Regions from separate parts of the Homo sapiens genome. Here region 1 is linked to region 2. Evidence: chromatin loops called from intact Hi-C (ENCODE). Cell type or tissue: CD4-positive, alpha-beta T cell. All regions are shown on one strand. Links, peaks and the distances in the headings refer to the core of each region. The heading gives the core; the rest is flanking DNA. Region 1 holds the start of LINC00402 (long intergenic non-protein coding RNA 402). Region 2 overlaps KLF12 (KLF transcription factor 12).

Region 1 (8,326 bases), core at 1-8,000, 160 kb after region 2:
GTTTATTGTGATAACAAAAACCTAGTTTTATATTTAAGAAAATAATTCCTTTAGAAGTTCCCGATTTCTCTGGCAAAAAGAACAAATAAAAACATAGTCCAACCAAATGAGGTTTTGGGTTGATATATCAGGATAACAGATAATATAATTTTTTAAGAAATGTTTTCAATTTTCTAGTTTTTCTCTTTGGTAGAAGAATGTTTAGTCAACTTTCGTGGACCTTAGACGAGCCAAAGATCAGTATGTTTAAGTTAATCAGTAACTTGAAATGCCTTTTTCTTGTGTTTGGGAGAAAGAAAAGGAGACAGATTGCTGTGGAAATATAAGATGTTATTTCTGCGAAAATACTTGTATCTTTACCAATTTTAAATGTCGGTTTTCTTCTCCCAAAGTTTATTTTACCTGTCTACTTGGATGAGCTTCAGAACTATCTATGTCTGAGGAATATTATCTTCCTCTTCTACATTTTGCTGTAGAGCAAACTTTCTGCACCGTATGTTAAAAAATCTGAAACTATATTATATAGTAGAAACAATTCAAGACTTAACTTGTAAAAAAGTCATGAATTAAAGTGGAATGAAAATAATATATTTTGAAAAAGCAAACCAATGAGAGCTGGACATGTTAGGTTTTAAAATAATAGGTTCTATATCTTTAATCATTGAAATAATATTTATACACTATTTTCCTATAAAATATTACATATTCATAAGATTTTAGAATAGAATGGAATTTTGAGGTCGCCTAGACCAGTTGCATCACTTTGTGAGTAAGGAAATATTAAGCTTAGAAATGTTAAGTCCCCTTTTCAAGGTCCCACAGAAATCAGTAGCAGAGCTTAAATGAGAATTTAACTTGTCTGATTCCAAATCAGTGGCTCTTTTTACCCATACTGTGATATCTATATTGTCTGAATTCAAAACTTGGATGTATATTATGACAATCTGATGTGACTTAAATGGAAACGATGGGACAGAATACTTGAAATTGAAACTGGACCCCCAAGTCAGGACACTGGATAAAAAGAAGTTTATTTGTGTCACAGTTTATTTATGTCCCCTAATGTATTTTTCTTTAAAAAAAAAGTAAAGATTAAATGCTAGTGTTTTATCAATTTGCATGGTCTTCATTAAATTGAAAAAAAAAACACACCAGAAAAATGAAGGAAATCAAACACTGCTGCTCCAAGCTTAGGGAATAATGTTAATACCATTGGAATCTACATCACCAAATACTAAGAACCCTCAGTACATGAAGCCAATCAAAGTTAAATACAGTGGATCTTTGTGTTCTATTAATTTATATGCTGAAACTTGTAATGGTGCTGACTACCTTAAACAGTAAGACAAACAAGGAAACATGCCCTTTTAGAGTTGTGAGTTGGGATAGTACTGGATATTGAGCAAATATAATTATGTTGCCATTTCTCTGGCTTTTTGATTCTTGGAGCAAATCATCAAAGTTATGTATATGTCACTTTTGTGTGAAATTATAAGGGGGATAGTCGTTAGGAATGAAAGCTTTGAACCAAGATAAAAATACATAATAAGCAATGTGTCCCTAAATATTTTGAAGAATACATTCCTAAAGAGTTAAATCCTGGCCAAAAACAAGTCCTTTGACTCCTGTATTTATTATTCGTGGTTTTGAACATGCCAGGTTCACGAGTTCTACCTGCACTTGGCAACAATTCTGTACTTTCCTCAGCCCCATGGTGTGCTCAGCTGCTTGTAAAAAGTAAGGAAGCTCTGGTGACGGTGATGCATGGTAACAACAGTTTTTATTCCTGTCAGACTTGAAAGGGTGAGAATTTGGAAAAGGTAAGAGTTTATGAGATAGTCTTAATTAAAGAAAACTATTCACTTATACCAACACTTGGAAAGTTATCTAAAATACTAACTACTTCTTTTAGGTTGGAAAAATTAGAAGGTAACTGTTCCTTTCCATTTTTTCATAGGTACTGTGGGGCAGCCCAGGAGCCACTAACAACCAAGGCCTGCACCGGAATAAGCTACAAGGATTGGTTTGGAAGGCCAAAAACCTCAGCTGACCCTAAGTCAGTTCTGCTTCTTATACAGACTATTTCAGTCCCGTCTCCCCAGTGTTACCAATGTTGTGTTTCCACCTAATCCTAACTCCTTATCTTCTAAAATGTGACATGTTTCCTTGGCTCTTCAAAGCAAAATGGAAAGAGGGAGAGATTCAAATCCTAATGCTGTCACTTAACTGTGTGAAGATGGGTAGATGAGGTACATTACTTAGTTTCTCTGAGCTGTACTTTTCTCATTTTTAGAATGAGATGATAACACATGATATGATTTGGCTGTGTCCCCACCCAAATCTCATCTTAAATTGTAGTTCCCATAATCCCCATGTGTGTTGGGAGGGACCTGGTCGGAGGTAATTGAATCATGGGGGCAGTTCCCCTGATGCTATTCTTGTGATAGTAAGTTCTCACGAGATCATATGGTTTTATAAGGAGCTTCCCCCTTCACTTGACTTTCATTCTTCTCCTTCCTGCTGCCACGTGAAGAAGGACATGATTGTAAGTTTCCTGAGGCCTCCCCAGCCCTGCAGAACTGTGAGTCAGTTAAACCTCTTTCCTTTACAAACTACCCAGTCTTGGGCAGTTCTTTATAGCAGCGTGAGAATGGACTAATACACGTATCTTTAAGTTTTCTGTGGTGAAGATTAAGCATGGCAGACACAGAGTATGTACCCAATAAATAATAGGTATAATTGTGCTCATCCACACTCTCATCAATTACCTGGCAAAAATTCTATTCAAGGGCTAGGACTCTGCTACTCCACTCCAATCCTCTTCAGTTCCACTATGTTTACCTCAGTTCCCCAACCAAATGGGTAACAGCTGGTTTTGCATGAAAGTGAGCAACTATGGAGGCAGAGGATTGTCTCCTCACGTACTCGGGATGAATTCTACCCCGAGGCACCACACCCTTGTTGGGCCAACTGCACAGAATTCTGTGCATGCACGACTATCAAGTGTTTATCTATTGCCCCAGAAGCAAGCTTCTCTAAACCTGGTGCTTGTTTCTCTCCTATGCTTCCATCTCCTGTTGACCTCCCTTCCAATTCTTTCCAATGTGCCTCATGGAATTTTCATTCTGTTATGAGTAACCCTCTGTTGATCTCCTAGTTTTCATTAAACGTTGTCTGTGCTTCAAGAACACTGAATATCTTTTTGCTGTGTTAAATCCAAAGCTTAGTCATTGGTCCTCATCTTAGTTGAATCCTCAGTACTTTCGCTACTACCACCCTTGTACAAGCTGCTACCTTTTTTTTTTTTTTGCCTGAAATGATACAGTAGTGTATAAACCAAGTATCTCTGCTTGCATCGTCATCTGCCTGTCATGTATGCTCAATGTAGTAACCACAGTGATCCTTATAAAAGTAAAGTCAGGTAAATGTCACTCCTTGGCTACTTCAGGTCAGGGACCATGTCATTTTTTTTTTTCCCTCTGTATCTCCAGGGCTTATCGCTGAAACTTAGCAGGCACTCAGTAAATATTTTGCTAAGCAGTTAAAACTAAGAGAAGAAAGAGGAGGGAGAAATATGGTAATCACTTACCACATCCTCTTTTAACCTCTTGAATATCTTACCAATGTCTTCTTTTGTTCTTACTTTCACATCATTTGATTTGATAAAACAAAACTATTATCTAGAGAGGTAAGGCAGACTTGTGAACTGGACCCGTAGAAGTTAAGTGATGTCCCTGTTTGCAGTGTCAATGAGATTGAGGGCTTGGGCTTGAACCCAACCTTCTCCCTCCAAATAGCCTGCTCTTTCTGTTATGTCATGTTTCATATACAAGTTTGGGAGCCTCCAGCCCTGACTATCCCAACATATACAACATAATGTATATGTTGTCTTTGGAAATATCTTCTGTGAAGGCCAAGCATTTAATATTACAGGAAACCTTGAAGTGGATATGGAAGCTTGGCAGCCAGCTTGGATCTTCCTAAGAGCCTCTTTCCTTCATACCATCTTCAGAGTACGTATCATTCAATAGAGACTCTCTTGCACAGGAATTATTATTATATGCTTGCAAATAGTCTCAACCAAAATCTTTAACCTGGAAATGAAGATGGGCTACTGTCTAGGAAGCCTCTGATTTTGTTATTGGTTTTTATTATCATGTTAGGTTTGTATATTAAGGAGAAAAATTGGCAGAGAGCATCTAACCTATTAAAATTAGATATTCAAAGAAATTTAGTTTTGGGGGGTCTGAATTGATAATATAACATATGGAAGTTAAAATTCTAGAAGCTATGTTTACTATATGATTTCATGGTGTAACAAGATCTGGGAGTAACATAAACTAATCTACCTTCCCTTGTAAACAATCATCTTCCTTCCAAGTCTTGCTGGCAGAGGAAGAGGTTGTGGGACAGTGTGGGAAGAAGGAGGGAGTCAGAGTTAATTTCATTATGTGCTTCCTAAAGAATGGGTTATTCAACAAAAACACTAGTAACAACAGCAACAATGAAACTCCACCTCTCTGAAGTGTATAGAAGATTAATATGATATTTAAGTACATTTTAAATAGATTTTCTATTTCCAAATTGATAACTGTGGTCATGTAAACTTTCATGATCCTTTGCGGCTGACTCTCTTGTATGTCCATTTGGCAGTCTCAGTTTCTGCTACATTAATTTGACCTTGATAATTTATTCATTCATATATGTTTGTATTATTTCTTGAACCAGATTACTATAAGAAACTGTCTTGTTCTTGTCATATCTTTTTCCATGCTCTCACACCTCTAAATAATTATCTAAACCTAAAAAAGGATAAGTACTTTTTAGAAATTTACTTTACATTCAAAGTAGAGTGTCTTATCTAGGTTTGACAGTTTTTACACTCTGAAAATTGAAACTATATCAACAAAAGTAATTTTATACACTGTCCCAAGCTTTTAAGAAAGTGATAAATATACACTGTATATGACATTGAAGTACATTTTGAATAGCTTTTCTATTTCTATCTTGATAATTATGTGGTCCCACGTAGGTCAACAACAACAAAAAAGTGTTGGGCCATCCCATGTAGGTTGACAACAACAAAAAAGTGATAGGTATACAGTGATCTTTATACCTATCAAATTTTGTTGATCTTATTTATTTATTATTATTATTATTTTCTGAGACAGAGTCTTGCTCTGTCGCCCAGGCTGGAGTGCAGTGGCGTGATCTCAGCTCACTGCAACCTCCGCCTCCTGGGTTCAAGTGATTCTCTTGCCTCAGCCTCCCGAGTAGCTGGGACTACAGGCGCGTTCCACCATGCCTGGCTAATTTTTTGTATTTTGTAGAGACAGGATTTCACCATGTTAGCCAGGATGGTCTTGATCTCCTGAACTTGTGATCTGCCTACCTTGGCCTCCCAAAGTGTTGGGATTACAAGCGTGAGCCACCGCGCCTGGCCTGATCTTATTTTATAAAGATACACTGTATACCTATAACTTTTTTGTTGTTGTCGGCCTACATGGGATGACACCAGAACTTTTTACTTTTTTGCGACTTCTTCAGGGCCCTTCTGATCATACTGATTCCATGGTCCAGCAGCCCTGACCTGCTCCATCCACTATGTGCCCTGAAATGCATACCTGTGGTGGGAAACTCCCAACAGGAGCTTATGTCACATATACGTGGCCAGAAAAACACGAGAGTGCCTCGGGACAAGTATTTCACGAGCAATGGAAAAAAGTCATTTTGTTACCAGTTCTTCCAGAAGCATATTCACCCATGCAGATTCATAATCTGTAACACTTAAATACAATTTCTTTGTTTCTAATTACACATTGTAGTTTGGAGAAGCATGATAATATTCAATTAAAAGTAACTCATGAATTGTTTGTAGAAATCCCCGAGATGACTAAATATTCTATATGAAGACAGATGAATGAAATAATTTTAATCTCAAATCTAGAATATACTTTTTAGAATTAAAGAGCAGAGGGTCTTTTATAATAAGGCAACTTGTCACCTTATGGACATCTTCAGATCATCATATGATAAGAATGTTTAATAATATTAAAAAGTGGCATTCCAATAAATAACATGGTAATATTGCGGGATACAAGCTTAATATACAAAAATCATTTGCTTTCTATATACCAGAAATGAACAATTGGAATTTGAAATAAAAAACACAATGCCATTTACATTAGCAACAACAACAAAATGACATACTTTGATATAAATCTACCAAAATATCTACAAGTTCTATATGAAGAAAACCACAACACTGATGAAAGTATCAGTATTGGCTCATTAATTGTAACCAATATACCACAGTATTGCAAGATGTTGATAATAGGAGGATAACAGGTAGGGAGGGGATAGATGGGAACTCTCAGTACTTCCTGTTCAATTTTTTGGTAAACATAAAACAGCTTAAAAAATAAAGTCTATTAAAAATAAGTGCCATCCATGGAATACATATAGAAAAATGCTGCTACATTAAATATTACCTATAGATAAAAATGCATCCCAAGACACAGTACAGCATGTTCAGATGATTCTCTGTGAAGCAGCATAACACAGTGGGTAGAATTCAAATTTTAGAATCAGAAAGACCTGGATTCAAATCTGAACTCTAACTTGCAAAAACTGTGTGAATCTAAGCAAGTGGCTTAATTTTTTTCTGAACCATATTTTCATCATCTGTAAAGCTTGGATAAGAAGGACTACCTTACTTACATGAGATTATGTTTGCAAATCACATGAAACACTGTATGACACACTGTACCTGTCCAATAACTGATAATATCCAATCTTTAATGTATAAAGCTACACTTAAAAGCTGTCCATATTTTTAAAACCAACAGAATGAAGTCAGAAATAAGAAAGGTATTGGAGCAAAGGAAAAGTCATTATGCAAGGAAGGACAAGTTATTCATTCGTTTGGCTATACATACATTTGGAGACCATTCAGTAGATTCACTTACCTACATTTTGTAGGTTTTGCCACTCTTACCTCTTATTCGGAAAAAAAAAAAGCTTCGGAGATCTCTTTCCAAATCTCTTTTGCCTGCTGAAGACCATTATATGTATCGATACCTCATATTTTGGAATTTATGGAAAGGTCTTTTTCTTTTATTTAAAATTTATAAAAAGGTATACATTTACTGTATGTAATGATAGAATCTTAGAGATAGTTCTGAAGTCCTCTTCTGAGTACTCACTCTCTATCTACCTATCTATCTATCTAACTATCTATCCTCTATGTGTATATATTTTTATCTTAAAATGTGACATAACACAGTCTGGATGCAAGAAACCAAAATGGACTCAGTGGTCACTTGCTTTCTGGTTTTTGATGAGACAGTTTCTGGGAGTGTTTGTCAACTCGTGAAGGCAGATGTATCCAGAGGTTTGAGGGTCATAGATGATGTTTGTAACCTCGTTGATGTAAGCAAAAATTGGGCTTTGACTGCCCTTGTTTGGATACTTGATATAAATTACCAAGGCATTAAATTCACGTTAACAAGTACATGCAGGTGCTATTTGTAGTAGGTGCCAGTAAGGAAACCAGAAAACATGGTTTATGTTAAATGAGATAACATGTGTCAAGAGTTTATCTAAGTTATTCTGTATAGCAAGTATTCAATCAGTGCTATAATTTATTTTCTGCACTTCCCTATGTTTATTTTAAAAGTTTACTTTTTATCACACAGCTTTATGCCATGAAGTGATTGAATATCTCAATTTCCTCATTATAATAGACAGGGGAGAAATCAAAGAAGAAGATAGTTACAAAATATCTTTGACTAAAATATGTACATCTGCTGTTGTGGATGGCCTCCCCCTCACTCTAACTATAAAAATAAAATACTACAGAAAAATGAGATAAGATCTTTATATGTTAATAGCAATTTATTTCTATTTACACTTGCTTTTTATAATTATCAAAAGCTATACTTTCATGAGGAGTATTTCTCTCCTTTGAAGTATGTAAGACATATCCAGAAAGTAGATTTAAAAAGCCATGCAAACTTATTTTCATTTCCTTAAATATTATTACCCTGGCATTTTGTTTTAAATTAAAATTCATAATAACATATATGACAGCATCTTAATGGAGGATCAGCAGTGGAATTTGGATATACACACATTTACTTTCATTCTCAGGTACCGAATTTTTATTTTTTAATTTTTTTATTTTTTTAGTTTATTTTTTTTATTTTTATTTTTTTTTATTATACTTTAAGTTTTAGGGTACATGTGCACAATGTGCAGGTTAGTTACATATGTATACATGTGCCATGCTGGTGCGCTGCACCCACTAACTCGTCATCTAGCATTA
Region 2 (8,349 bases), core at 228-8,227:
GGACCGCAACTACAAAGTGTGACCTGAGGAACATCCTCCCCTCTCCTCAAGGGCTGGCAACGTAGAGGGCTCTGAACGATCTCTCTAGACATGTGACATGAGGATTCTAACTGGAGTTAGAATCTCAATCATGAGCCCCTCACAGAGGTTTTATGAAGAAGGGGAGCAAGCAGTAGACAGAGATGGAGAAGACTCTTCAGGGTAACTAGCTGATACAGTAATTCACATGTACATAGAAGACATTCCTGGGGACGCGGACATAAAAAGATTAGGGAGACTTTATGGAGGCTAGAGGTCCTGCAGGAGCAGGGAGGTGCATAAACAGAAAATGTGGATTGTTGTGGATTATATGCTCCATCCACATCCACAGGTCAGTAAGGCCCGTGGACCTGCAGGCAACACTGAGAAGACAAGACTATGAAGAGGAAATATGGAACCCAACATCTGTGGGTTTCAGACTGTACGATGTTATTCTCAAAAAGTCGACTGAAGCAGATGGTGAATATTATGAACACTTGTTTTCTTAAGCTACTTGCTCTAAAAGTCCAGCACACTTTTCTTTATCCATAGTTTTTCTTCATTATTAAATATATCCATTACCAACTCGTAAATACATTATATTGAAAGAGCCTCTGTAGGCTGGGCCTGGTGACTCAGGCCTATAATCCCAACACTTTGGGAGGCTGAGGTGGGAGGATCGCTTGAGCTCAGGAGTTCAAGACTAGCCTGGGCAACATAGCGAGACCTTGTTTCTACCAGAAATCAAAAAAATTAGCCAACACGCACCTGTAGTCCCAGTTACTCAGGAGGCTAAGGTGGGAGAACGACTTGGGCCTGCCTAGAAGGTTGATGCTGCAGCAAGCCATGATCCAAACAATGAGGAACTGCTTTTATGAGCCCTTTAGATAAATTATAGTTTTAATTAAAATATAAAAATAAAACACCAAGAATAATCATGGTGATGTTATATGTGAATATATATCTCTTCCTGGATTTTGCTTAACATTTAAATATCAAAGATAGCTGTCTTTGATAGTCCTCCCAAACTGGGCAGCACCATCACTCTGGCCTTCGAAGGGAGCTATAAAGCTCACTAGTAGTCAACTCTTAAAAATGGGGCATTATTCCTAAAAAGGAAATATACAGCTTTAAGCAAATAAACAATAGGTACTTTGAAGACCATTTTAAAGAACTTACCCATAGCCCAAGATAAACATCTGCTAAGGATCAAAAAGATCAGGCCCTGGGCAGGGGCTTGGGGACAGTGTGGACAGGGACACACATAGCTAACTGCTTTTCAAAAATTGGAAAATTAAAGCCCTCCTACCAAGGATTACAAGAAAACCCTCAAAGTTTAGCAGGTCAAGTACAAACTAATAATCAGGCCTGCCAAGAAAGAATTTGAACAACCTTGCAAAGTATTCCAAAGAAAATAAAAAATGTTGCTTAACAAGATACAACCCTTGAAAATGAAGTGAGATTTTCTGCAAAGCATGTACATCAGATGAAAAAGAGTCTGTATATGAAATTGAATACCTTTGTCCTTGGTCTCTATGAAGTATTAAAAATATTGTAAATACTAAGTTATCTTTGGAAACAGATTGCAGGAACTAAATCAAACAATTACCAACTTAAGGAAGAGTCTAAACCTAATTATTACATTAGATATAACAAAAGCAAAGACCTGTTTGGCATTATCACAGTGTTAAAAACTCAAGAGGAAATGTGTAAATTGTTGGCACAGATGTAAAACCTGAATTACAACTAATCACTATATAGAAGGATGCAGTTGCTAATCAGGTACCTATCCACAAAATGTTCAAAATAAAGGCCTTTCAAGTATTGAAGAAACTACATATTGAAGAAAAAAACCACAGGAATTAATGATGTGATATGATTGAGCACTCACTCTACTTGGTAGCAATCAACAGACAGTAACCAACCAAAGAATAGTTTTAGTTTTAAAAATTACATTTTGCCATGGTGAAAGCAGTGGATAAATGACAGAGAAACAGATATATAAGCATGCACACTTCCAGGAGACAGGTGCTCAAAATGGTCTTATTTAACATTTTTATAAATGATGTCAGGGAAGGGGTATACAGGAAAGTAGGCAAGTTTGTATTAAGCTCTTCTAGTTACCAAAATGCCATGTAACAGAGATAAAACATCCTTTTAGCAGCAATCTGATAAATATGGTAGAATCCTTTTAACCAACTTCCGCTTAACCAACTGTCCAGATTAACCAATGAGCTCCATTCCCCTTGTAAATCATACTGACTGATGCACCTGGAATGTGACCAGACAGCTGGCTCCTCTCTGAGCAGACCGAGTACCTCAGCTCCCATCAGCCAAGGCACATTTTTAATAAGAGGTTTTTATCCTAAACTTGTTTATGCAGTAATGCCTTATTTTTAAAATGTGATTTAATTAAATGATACATTACTTAAGGAAGTGAAATAAGAGGATGAAATGCAGCACAGTGTCTATTTCTACGAAAAATAAGTTGTATGTTTTGAAAAATTTTAAAGATTCAGCTACTATAACAATTTTTTAAAACAATTTTTAATACTGAATAAGGAAGCTATCCTAATTGTACTACAATGGAAAAAATAAGAAATATCTTCAAAAGTGTTTACTTCTCTTTAAAGAAATATCAGAAATAATGGACAATCCATCATGGCTGTAATCCTGGTAAGAAGCATTAACACTAAACTCCATCTAGGGATTCATGCTGGAAGAAAGTGTGGATCCTACATCCAAAGATTGATAGAAGATGTATTTTTTACGTGTTATGTTCAAATAAAATTTTTTTCTTTTTTTTTTTTTTTTGAGACTGAGCTCTGCTCTCTTGCCCAGGCTGGGGTGCAGTGGTGCAATCTCAGCACACTGCAGCCTACACCTCCCAGGTTCAAACGATTCTCCTGCTTCAGCCACGTCAGTAGCTGGGACCACAGGCATGCGTCATAACACTCAGCTAATTTTCGTATTTTTAGTAGAGACTGGGTTTCACCATGTTGGCTAGACTGGTCTCGAACTCCTGGCCTCAAGTGATCTGCCCACTTTGACCTCCCAAAGTGCTGGGATTACAGGCATGAGCCACTGCACCCGGCCTATTTGAATAAAATAATGAAGGTATGTATACATCATCTTTATACTCCTCTATCTTTTAACTAACTTTTTGACAAACTGACCAACTATTGATTCTTACTTCTGTCAAGGCTCCTGTGTATTTATTGTCATGTCTTCTATGTGCCAGGGACTGTGACAGCTGCTGTGAATACAAAAGAGACTAAGGTTTTAGCCCTCCAAGTGGTCAAATGTAATGGGATAGACAGACATGCTAACAAACAGTAGCTATTCATCATACTAAGCATTGTAAGCAAAGGTGACCCCTGAATTACACAGGTTTGAACTGCCTGAGTCAACTTACATGTGGCTCTTTTTCCCCAACCAAACACAAATGAAAAATATAGTACTAGAGGGAAGTGAAGCTCTATATATGGAGGGCTGACTTTTCCTATAGGTGGTTCCACAGGGCAGGACTTGACTATGCACCGATCCTGGAACAAATCCCCCGCGAATATGAATGGACACTGGAAAAGATTCTGTTAAGCATGGAAAAGAAAATAAGTCTGGAGAGAGTAGAGTTGATGGTGGTGAGGCCTGCAGAGTGAGTTATGGTGACACAGATGAGGTACGAAGGCACATTCTGACAGATCATACGTGCAAAAGCATGGAGCAACACCACAGGTCCAGGTACTAAACATCCCAAATAGTGGAGAGGTTGGAAAGGCTGGGTAGAAACAAGACCAGGAGGACAATGTTATTTGAGTTTTAGACCATAAATTATGGGGAATCATATATTTTAAACAAAAGAGTGACACAATCAGACATATTTTAGCATAGTATCTTTTCCAACAGTTTAGAAAATGAACACAGGTAACAGAGGCAGAAAATAGGAGATTACAAAAATAGTCCAATAAAAAAATAGAAGAAGAATATTAAGAAAGGTATATCAGCATGACTTGGTGACTCATGAGACGTGAAAAGAGTGAAGGATAATACTGACTTAAAAATGGTTCCTAGGTTTAGGAATGTCGCATCTGGTGGTCAAAGATTCATTAATAAAAATAGGAAATGAAGGCATTTTAAAGCAACAGATAAAGAACAAAGTTGTGAACATGATGAGTTTGAAATGCTATATATCCAAGAAAGAGATGACAAATATGAAGCTGGCCCTCACCAGCTAGTGCTCAAGAGAGGTGAAGAGATCTATTTAAGGACTCATTACTCTATGGGTAGAATTTGAAGCCGCAGAAATAAATGGGCACATGATGTAAGGGCAAATAGAGAAACGAGGAAGACAGATGAAACTCTTTCAAATGCCAAATTTAGAGACAAGAAGGAGAGGAGACCCATCCACAAGACTACAAAGTGACAGGAAGCAGCAGCAGCATAGGAATGACATGAGAGCCAAGAGAAGAAAATTAAAGCAGGAAGTAATCAACCACATCAAATGCAAAAGCGAAGTCAAAGAAGATAACTCATGAAACCACTGTGCTTAGCAGGTAAACGACCACTAGCCAAGACAGAGCTTCGCAGCAGGTGTGTACACTCAGGCACCTTGAGTTGGAGATAGAATGGACTATGAAGTGGGGACAAGCTCTTAAGAAGCTCTCCTTCAGCCAAGGGCCAAAGAGGGCAAGAGTCTTTTCTAGAGGATGAAAACAGAGGAATATGGGGTTTTGTTTGTTTGTTTGTTTTTTCAAGATACAACTTTAGAGACTGGACCCTGCCAGCAACAGCCACCATCCAAAACAACTCACCTTCCGCAGAGTGAGGGGAAGGATGGAAGAGGACTAGGCAGGGATAGGCCCACTAATTGGTCATGAAGAAGCTGATAAGAGTTCTTGACTTACAGAGATCTACTGTCTTGGTGAAGCAGATACTAATCTATGAGAGTGAGAATGGCATTGTTAAGGCAGCAGGAATGAGAAGGGCAATGAAGTTTTAAAGCTCCCTGGGTGGGCAATGCAGCAGACCTTCTGAGACTCTGGGGTTGGGTCTGTAACATTTCCCTTATAGATAAGTAAAAGATATTTCATGAGGAAAAAAAAATAATTGATTGAAGTTTGTGGGAACATGGATGGCAGTTGTGAATAAACAGGAAGTGGGTCCAACAGTCACTATGAACAACTTATAGAAGACAGCTCTCTAATACTGTTAACACAACACAAATATCAACAAAATATAAGCATTACCAAATAGAACTCAAAACAAAAATTACCTTTACAGAACTGTGATGCTCTTCATAATGTTAACCACCACACCCTAATAAGTAATGCATGTTAAAGATGACAACTACTTACACTTTATTCATCATGAGAATGGAGAGTACTATATAAAAATAATATGGAGTTTCAGTCTAGAAACATAAACTAAATAATCTATGGAATCCTAGTTGCCAAGAATTTTATAACACCATTTGTCCATCTCATCCTGGCAACAGTACACACAGGAGTATTTTATTAAAACCTGAGACAAATACAAATAATATAAAGAAAATGAATCAATTGCTATTTCATATGGCAGGTGTTAAACCTATAATCCGCAAGACTAAAATTTTTTAAAACTTCATCAAGTTTTAAGAAATGACTGGGGCCGGGCGCAGTGGCTTCCACCTGTCATCCCAGCACTTTGGGAGGGTGAGGTGGGCGGATCACAAGGTCAGGAGATCGAGACCATCCTGGCTAACACAGTGAAACCCCGTCTCTACTAAAAAAAAAAATACAAAAAAATTAGCCGGGCGTGGTGGCAGGCGCCTGTAGTCCCAGCTACTCGGGAGGCTGAGGCAGGAGAATGGCGTGAACTCGGGAGGCGGAGCTTGCAGTGAGCCAAGATCGCACCACTGCACTCCAGCCTGGGCGACAGAGCGAGACTCCGTCTCAAAAAAGAAAAAAAAGAAATGACTGAATGGCAAACCGAAATGGATTCAAAGAAACAAGTAGTAGCTTAAAGAAATTAAGATACGAGTGAACTACGTTAAAGAGGCAACCCCATCATGAAGCTACAGGGGAGAAAACTGATTGGTCATGGGTCTGACTGTGTATGGTGATTTCTTATTTTAAATCAATACCAATGGGAAAGAATGAACAATTCTCCACATATTAACAGAAGAGTGTTAGTGTAATGTAATGAATAGCATCTTCTAAATTTTCCTCCCCAACCCCCCCACCTGAACAACTGGACAATCTACCGCAGAAACTTACATCATACTATATAGAATACTGGGGTAGTATCCAAACCTCCTTATGAACCTCCAAGTTCTCTCTACAAAAGAAATTTTAACTAGAAATGCAAATTTACCTGGAAATAGATGAAGGCAGATCAATGCCATTTGGCTTCACTTCAAATTATATTCTACCTTTATTACAACTCAAGTGATTATATATTATCATACATTTCTTTTGTACCTATTAGCACTTAATGGAGTGTCTGGAATATGGTACATGCTCATTAAAAAGAAATATGAAAATATGATAATGAAAAATGCATGAATTCTTATCAACTCCTAAATGTCTACTATTTCCAAGATCTTTTTAAGAATTAAGAAATACAAATATATATATATATATATATATATATATATATATATATATATAAAAGATTATCTACAAGAAACTAAACAACGTTAAAAATAGCATACAATCTGCCAGGTACAGTGGCTCACGCCTATAATCCCAGTACTTTGGGAGACCAAGGCAGGAGGATTGCTTGAGGCCAGGAGTTCAAGACCAGCCAAAGCAACATAGCAAGGTCCTCTACAAAAGATTTAAAAAGTTAGCCAGGTGTGGTGGCACATGCCTATGGTCCCAGCTACCTGGGAGGCTGAGGCAGAAGGATCCTGAGCTGCAAGCTGTGATGGCTCCACTGCACGCCACCCGGGTGACAGAGCAAGACCCCATTTCTGTGTGTATAAATACATACATACATACAAAAAATAGCACACAATGACTACAATGTAAGCTACAATTTTTGAAACTCTCCTTTCTTAAATAACCCAGCATCTGTGTTGTCACACTCCTCAGACACTGCTGAAGGTTGTCAAGAAGTAGCTAATATGACCATTGATATGGTTTTGCTGTGTCCCCACCCAAATCTCATCTTGCACTATAGTTCCCATGATCCCCACATGTCATGGGAGGGACCCGGTGGGATGTAATTGAATCATGGCGGTGGGTTCTTCCCACGCTGTTCTCATGATTGTGAGTGTCTCATGAGATTTAATGGTTTTATAAGGGCAGTTCCCCTGCAGATGCTCTCCTGCCTGCTGCCACGTTAAGACGTGTCTTTGCTCCTCCTTTGCCTTCTGCCATGATCGTGAGGCCGCCCGAGCCATGTAGAACTGTGAGTCCACTAAACCTCTTTTTCTTTACAGATTACCAAGTCTTGGGTACTTCTTCATAGCAGTATTAAAATGGACTAATACAGCCATCTATTTGACTGATTTTTTTTTCTTTTTTGCTCAGGAATTCTGATCACATGATTTTAAAATACAAGATTTTTTAAAAAATCAGTTATTTGCCATAGATTGAGGGTAGGACAGTGGAATCACATGCAGTAATGTTGACCTTTGTACTTCCGTAAATCTCTCTAAGACTTTTTTGAGGCATAGGAAGTTCTAAATCCTGCTCAATGCTGCTTAAGGAAATGCTTTGTTCAGGCTGTTTTTAGAGAAAACAGTCAATAACTATGCTTGTTTCTTTGAGTTCAGCTGCACCAGCTGCTGACTTAATGACACTGAAATTAGGAAGTTTTGTTCTAGTGGTGGCCACACAGAAGCTCCATTGGTATACCCAAAGGGTTACCAAACAAAATATTTTTTAAACAGGCACACACCAACACACATGTCCACAAAATACACTATTTGCAAAATGGAATAAGGAGTCAAATGGCCCAAATACAAAGTATAAGGATTGAGGGGGGAATGCAGTGTGAGGGAAGAACCCCAAAGACTAAACTCCAATCACTTCATTTACAAAACAAAAGCTGAATTTACTTTTGAAAATATTTTCCTAAGAGCACGGGGCATGCTATGTCTCTAGTTATCATTATGCATGGTCGCATACATAAATTTAATAATGCCAATAGTAACAGCAAAGACTCAAACAGAAGGAATGCCTTGTTAATAAGCTTTGCAATCTTTCTTGCCCCATTTTATATTTTCAATAGAAGCACTGCAGAAATATACATAACCCAGCAATCTATACCTGTTTACTCTTATTTAGAAGACATTTTCTATAGGCTGAGAGGCTGGAAAGCTAGAAATAACCAAGTAAAAGAATC

Evidence for each region. Peaks named below come from ENCODE experiments on the same cell type or tissue, not always from the same donor. Only the 100,000 strongest peaks of a DNase experiment are listed, where the experiment ranks them.
Region 1: it touches region 2 in a loop (2.5-fold over the local background); 3 of 110 quality-filtered maps call a loop at or near these places.

The regions. Positions count from the first base shown.
Region 1 is chr13:74,227,740-74,236,065 of GRCh38, forward strand. LINC00402 (long intergenic non-protein coding RNA 402) reads left to right here and starts at 3,705. Exons shown (of 2, transcript NR_144451.1): 1 at 3,705-4,013. It also overlaps a transcript of KLF12 not described here. RefSeq lists an enhancer at 185-329 and a cis regulatory region at 251-264. In CD4-positive, alpha-beta T cell, for the core only: no CTCF peak of the experiment used is centred there; a DNase peak (open chromatin) is centred at 3,552; H3K4me3 peaks cover 5,015 bases; H3K27ac peaks cover 2,796 bases.
Region 2 is chr13:74,065,743-74,074,091 of GRCh38, forward strand. The region is part of intron 1 of KLF12 (KLF transcription factor 12); the gene reads right to left. Among named protein-coding and RNA genes, the nearest start is that of KLF12, 64 kb to the right of the region's middle. In CD4-positive, alpha-beta T cell, for the core only: no CTCF peak of the experiment used is centred there; DNase peaks (open chromatin) are centred at 2,919 and 4,519; H3K4me3 peaks cover 694 bases; H3K27ac peaks cover 368 bases.